Linked DNA regions of Homo sapiens: region 1 is linked to region 2. Evidence: chromatin loops called from intact Hi-C (ENCODE). Cell type or tissue: PC-3. All regions are shown on one strand.

The links. Peaks named below come from ENCODE experiments on the same cell type or tissue, not always from the same donor. Only the 100,000 strongest peaks of a DNase experiment are listed, where the experiment ranks them.
Region 1: it touches region 2 in a loop (2.9-fold over the local background); 2 of 110 quality-filtered maps call a loop at or near these places.

Annotation. Positions count from the first base shown.
Region 1 is chr1:53,013,807-53,016,306 of GRCh38, reverse strand. SCP2 (sterol carrier protein 2) reads right to left here. Exons shown (of 16, transcript NM_002979.5): 12 at 1,264-1,417. Among named protein-coding and RNA genes, the nearest start is that of PODN, 47 kb to the left of the region's middle. RefSeq lists an enhancer at 1,407-1,496. In PC-3, no CTCF peak of the experiment used is centred here; a DNase peak (open chromatin) is centred at 1,386; H3K4me3 peaks cover 2,057 bases; H3K27ac peaks cover 1,158 bases.
Region 2 is chr1:53,106,313-53,108,812 of GRCh38, reverse strand. All of the region lies in intron 3 of SLC1A7 (solute carrier family 1 member 7), which reads left to right. Among named protein-coding and RNA genes, the nearest start is that of SLC1A7, 35 kb to the left of the region's middle. RefSeq lists an enhancer at 2,365-2,500. In PC-3, no CTCF peak of the experiment used is centred here; a DNase peak (open chromatin) is centred at 1,062; H3K4me3 peaks cover 1,441 bases; H3K27ac peaks cover 2,500 bases.

The DNA.
Region 1 (2,500 bases), 93 kb after region 2:
ACCAACTAGATAGTACCCAAAAACATACAAAGTGCTGTGGATATTCAAAAAGAGATGGTATTTGAGACGGGCTTTAAATTATAAGTTTTACAACAGAAATTATATTCTGGGCAGAGAAAGAGGAGAGGACAAGAGAAGAGATCCAAGAGCTTACAGAAGAATAACATAGACTCAATAAAAGAAGTGTGTCTCCATGTATACATATGCAACAAACCTGCAGGTTGTGCACATGAACCCTACAACTTAAAGTATAATAATAAAAAAAAAGAAGTGTGTCTCATATCCTTTGTTGGAGAAACAAAAAAGTGTGAATAAATGATTAAATAATTACCAAGAATTTCAAAAGAAAAAAGGGAGCCAATTAATGTCAAAAGCTACAGCCGGGTTAAAGAGAGTAAATAGGGAAAATAAAGACAAAGTTATTCAATTTCATTTAGATCCTGGTGGCCTTACCTGACACTGACCTCAGTGGTGAGGTAAAAATTAGACTGTGAGGTATTCCGGCTTGGAAAAATAAAGGTGGCTCAACATAAAAGGCTCATCATGAACAACAACAATTAAGGCAAGGAGAAAAAGAGATCTAAGGGAAGACCTGAACATGTATGCTGACAGAGGGAAAGGAGTCAATGGAAAGATAACCAAGTTACAGAAAGTGACTGGAAACAAAAGCATGGAACAAGGAAAGCTGAGCCTTTGACAGGAGGGGCGCTTTTTTCCTCTGGGGAGGAACATTTCTTTGAGAGATAAGCAAGGGAGTTGAGGGATCCTGAGTGGGATGCGAAAGAAAGTGCCTGCAAATTGAGGAGCATGGGCAGTTGAAGGAGAGGAAGAAAGTCAGCAAGAGACAAAAAGAATTCTAGCATCAACGAGGGCTTATTAGCTGGACTCGGAAATACAAATTTGCAAAGATCCAATCAGCACATTTAGTGACTCCCTAAACCACCTCAGAAGCCTGGAAGGCCATGAGGAGACCTGCCTAAATAACTTAGGTTGCTAGGGCCGAGACCCATACCCAGCTAGCTCAGGCTTCTAGTTCAGTACTCTCGTGACTATCCTGGGTCCTTTTTCAACAGAATTCACCTAAAGTTGGTTAAATTTAAAACCTGATGGCCACTTTTAAAGCCATGTTCTTAAAACAATGTAATGAGATACTTTTCCTTAAATACTAAGACAATAAAATAAGAAATTTTTACATGTAAAACATCATCAACTGTGAAAAGTCAGAAGGATTAACTGACACACAAAACTCTGAATGTCACTCACCTGGCGGCTTCCGGAAAACCCATCTTGTAGAGTGTTACAACCACAGCTCCTCCAATGCCTAAATTATGCTGCAGAGCCACCTTTGCACCAGGAACTTGCCTCTTTCCGGCTTCCCCTCTCAGCTGCCAGCAGAGTTCTGCACACTGAGCAAGACCTAACAAATCGAACACAGAGCACTGAGCTGCTTCCACCAGCTTTCTCAAGCCAGAAAAGGGATGTTTGTGACTTTAAATTAAAGCATTTGATTAAGCCGAGGCCACGTTTGTGTAAATAGTAACTTCTCTTAAAACACCGAAGGGTTTTGCAGCTAGTTATTTTCTCTCTAAATTTCTTTCCTGCACTCTTTCAACTTAACCTGTCGTTTTCTGGCATGTTGAAAGAGAAAACACCGAATCTACAATTCTCTAGTCCAGGGAAAATGGCATAAAAATAATTTAATTTTACCATTTTTAATGTATTAAAAGAAAATAAACAAGGATTTGGAAGTTCACATTCCCTAAAAGTTTAGCTGGTATGGGAAATTTTTCCTATTATTTTCCTCCAAGTAGTTCCCAACAACAATGAGTTGTTTTCCAGACCTATTCACAGATATTCACAAGAAAGGTTCTGGATTCAAAAGGATAACATTCTGTCCCCTGAATAATAAAATCAAAGATGTTTAGAGCTGAAAGGAACTTACTGATGTAAACACTGAGAAACAGAAAGGTTAATCTGTGAATGGTTACAAAGCAGGCTAATTTCAGAGGTAAGGTTAGAACCCATGACTCCAGATGTATATTTGTTTGCCTTTCTATCGGACCAGCTATTGAAGGAGAGCTGGGTTAAGAATGTTCTATCAGGGCCGGGCGCGGTGGCTCACGCCTGTAATCCCAGCACTTTGGGAGGCCGAGGAGGGCAGATCACGAGGTCAGGAGATCAAGACCATCCTGGCTAACACGGTGAAACCCCGTCTCTACTAAAAATACAAAAAAAAAAAAAAAATTAGCCGGGCGTGGTGGCAGGCGCCTCTAGTCCCAGCTACTAGGGAGGCTGAGGCAGGAGAATGGCGTGAACCCGGGAGGCAGAGCTTGCAGTGAGCTGAGATCGGGCCACTGCACTCCAGCCTGGGCGACAGAGCAAGACTCCGTCTCAAAAAAAAAAAAAAAAAAAAAAAAAAAAAAAGAATGTTCTATCAGGGCAGACTGGTCTGCAGGTCTACTACTTACAGTGCCTATTCTTCCATACACATCCCCAGCCA
Region 2 (2,500 bases):
TAAGGTTTGCATTTGTTCCTGAAGAACAGTCCAGAAGTGGGAGGTGGGCAGCTGGCAGTCACCAGGGTCCCAGGCCCTGCCCTCCTGTGTGCCGTGCCATGCTTAGCACCTGGCTTTCATCTGAGTCTCATGGTCCATGAAGGTTGCTCAAGCTCTAGCTATTATCCCCATGTTCCAGGCAGAAAGAAGAAAGTTGGAGGAACGGACCAAAGGGTCCTGGCTGAATGGGCACCTCCTTAAGAGTTTTCCAGGAATCACCACCCAACGACTTCCACTCACCTCTCGATGGCCACCCCATTAGCAAGAGAATCAGAGCTTGATGGCAGGTCCCATTTGGTCCCCACAACATAATAGGACTTCTGTTAAGGAAGGACGGGAGAATGGAGACTGCATAGGCAACTAGCTGTCCCTGCCAAGGCCCACATTTAAAATGATTGTAATTGTAAAGGAAGTTGTAAAGAAATGTCTATATAGGTATAAGTTCCATTTGGCTTCTTACGAGCTTCCAAATGTTCTCCGTGTGTGTAAACTGAGTCTTGAAAGAGGGGAAGAGGGTTACCGAGGACAAGAGTGAGTGGGAGGCGACCCAGGTGGAGGCAGTGTGAGTGTGGGGCGGCAGGTTGGAGGAAGAGCAGGCATGCAACGGAAGCCTCTTACCAGATGCTCACCTCAGAGTTGGCATTTCTCACAAGACACACTCCTAGAAGGGGACTGTGAAGACAAAGATACAAATGCTTTTAGAGAAAGGTTGCTGCCAGGACCATGTGAGGGTGCCCATCTCACCAAACCTCCCACATTGTGCACTGTCATTTGAAAAATACTTTGTCAGTTTGACAGGTGGAAATATCTTGAATTTGTTGATGAAACTAAACATTTTAAAAAGCATTTTTGGCCACTGACTTTTCTTCTTTTGTAACACGAATTGCCTGGTAGTATCTTTCCATCGTTTTCCTGTCGGGTTTTTGTGGTCTATTGGTTTACGCAGCAAATATTTACTGAGTGCTTGGTATGTGCCGGGAACTCTTCCCGGGGCTGGAGACACAACAGTGAACAAACACAGAGCTTCCGCCCTCCAGGGAGCTGATATTCTGATGAGAGGAGATAGTGAAGGTAGAAACCAGGCCAAGATTTGTAAAAGCTCTTAGTAGATTTAGGATGGTAGTGCTTGGTCACGCAGTCTCTCCAGCTCGTCACTTGCTTTGTGGTTTTATTTGTATTGCAATCTGTCTTAGCTTCTCAAGCATTCAGCTTTCCATTTTAGCATAGTTTTAGGTTTACGGAAAAGTTGTAGACAGTACAGAGAGATCCCACACACCCTTCACCTGGCCTCCCCTGATGTTAGCGGTTTACATAACTAGGGTACGTTAGTCAAAACTGAGAAATTAAATTGGTACAACACTATTAACTAAGTTACGGATCTCGTTTGGATTCCATCAGTTTTTCCACGAATGTCCTTTTTCTCTGTTGCAGGATCCAATCCAGGATGCTATGTTGCGCTTAGGGATTTCTTTATTTTCATGTAGTAAAATCTATTGATTTATTGCTCATTTTGTTCTTAGAGAGTCATTTCCTATACTGAGACATGATAAGATCTCAACCTATATTTCTTCTAGCTTTTTATGGTTTCTTTGCCTTTTTTTTTTTTTTTTTTTTTTTTTTAGTCAGAGTCTCACTCTGTCCCCAGGCTGGAGTGCAGTGGTGCGATCTCAGCTCCCTGCAACCTCCGCCTCCCGGGTTCAAGCAATTCTGCAGCCTCAGCCTCCTGAGTAGCTGGGACTACAGGCGAGCACCACCACACTCAGCTAATTTTTGTATTTTTTAGTAGAGACGGGGTTTCGCCATGTTGGCCAGGCTGGTCTCAAACTCCTGACCTCAGGTGATGTGCCCACCTTGGCCTCCCAAAGTGCTGGGATTACAGGCATGAACTACTGTGCCCAGCTGGTTTCATTTTTCAAAGACTTATTTATTTCTTTAAACCTTTTGGAATTTATTTTGGTGTAAGCATCTAACATCTATTTTTTCCAAACCGTTGGTCAGCTGCACAGCATTCTATAATGAATCCTTCGTTTCCTCACTGATTTGTGAAACAACTTTTATCAAGTACGAAACACTTAGAGGTGCTAGTTTCTGTTTCTAGGCTACAGCTTACATGGACTTTTCCATCGACTGCTGTGTCAGTATCACAGTTTGACAGTTACTTTTTTTTTTTTTTTGAGACGGTGTCTTGCTCTGCCGCCCAGGCTGGGGTGCAGTGGCGCGATCTCGGCTCACTGCAAGCTCCGCCGGGTTCACGCCATTCTCCTGCCTCAGCCTCCTGAGTAGCTGGGACTACAGGCACCCGCCACCGTGCCCAGCTAATTTTTTGTATTTTTAGTAGAGACGGGGTTTCACCGTGGACTCGATCTCCGACCTCGTGATCCGCCCGCCTTGGCCTCCCAAAGTGCTGGGATTACAGGCGTGAGCCACCGTTTTTTATCTAGTAGGAAAGACTCCTCCACCT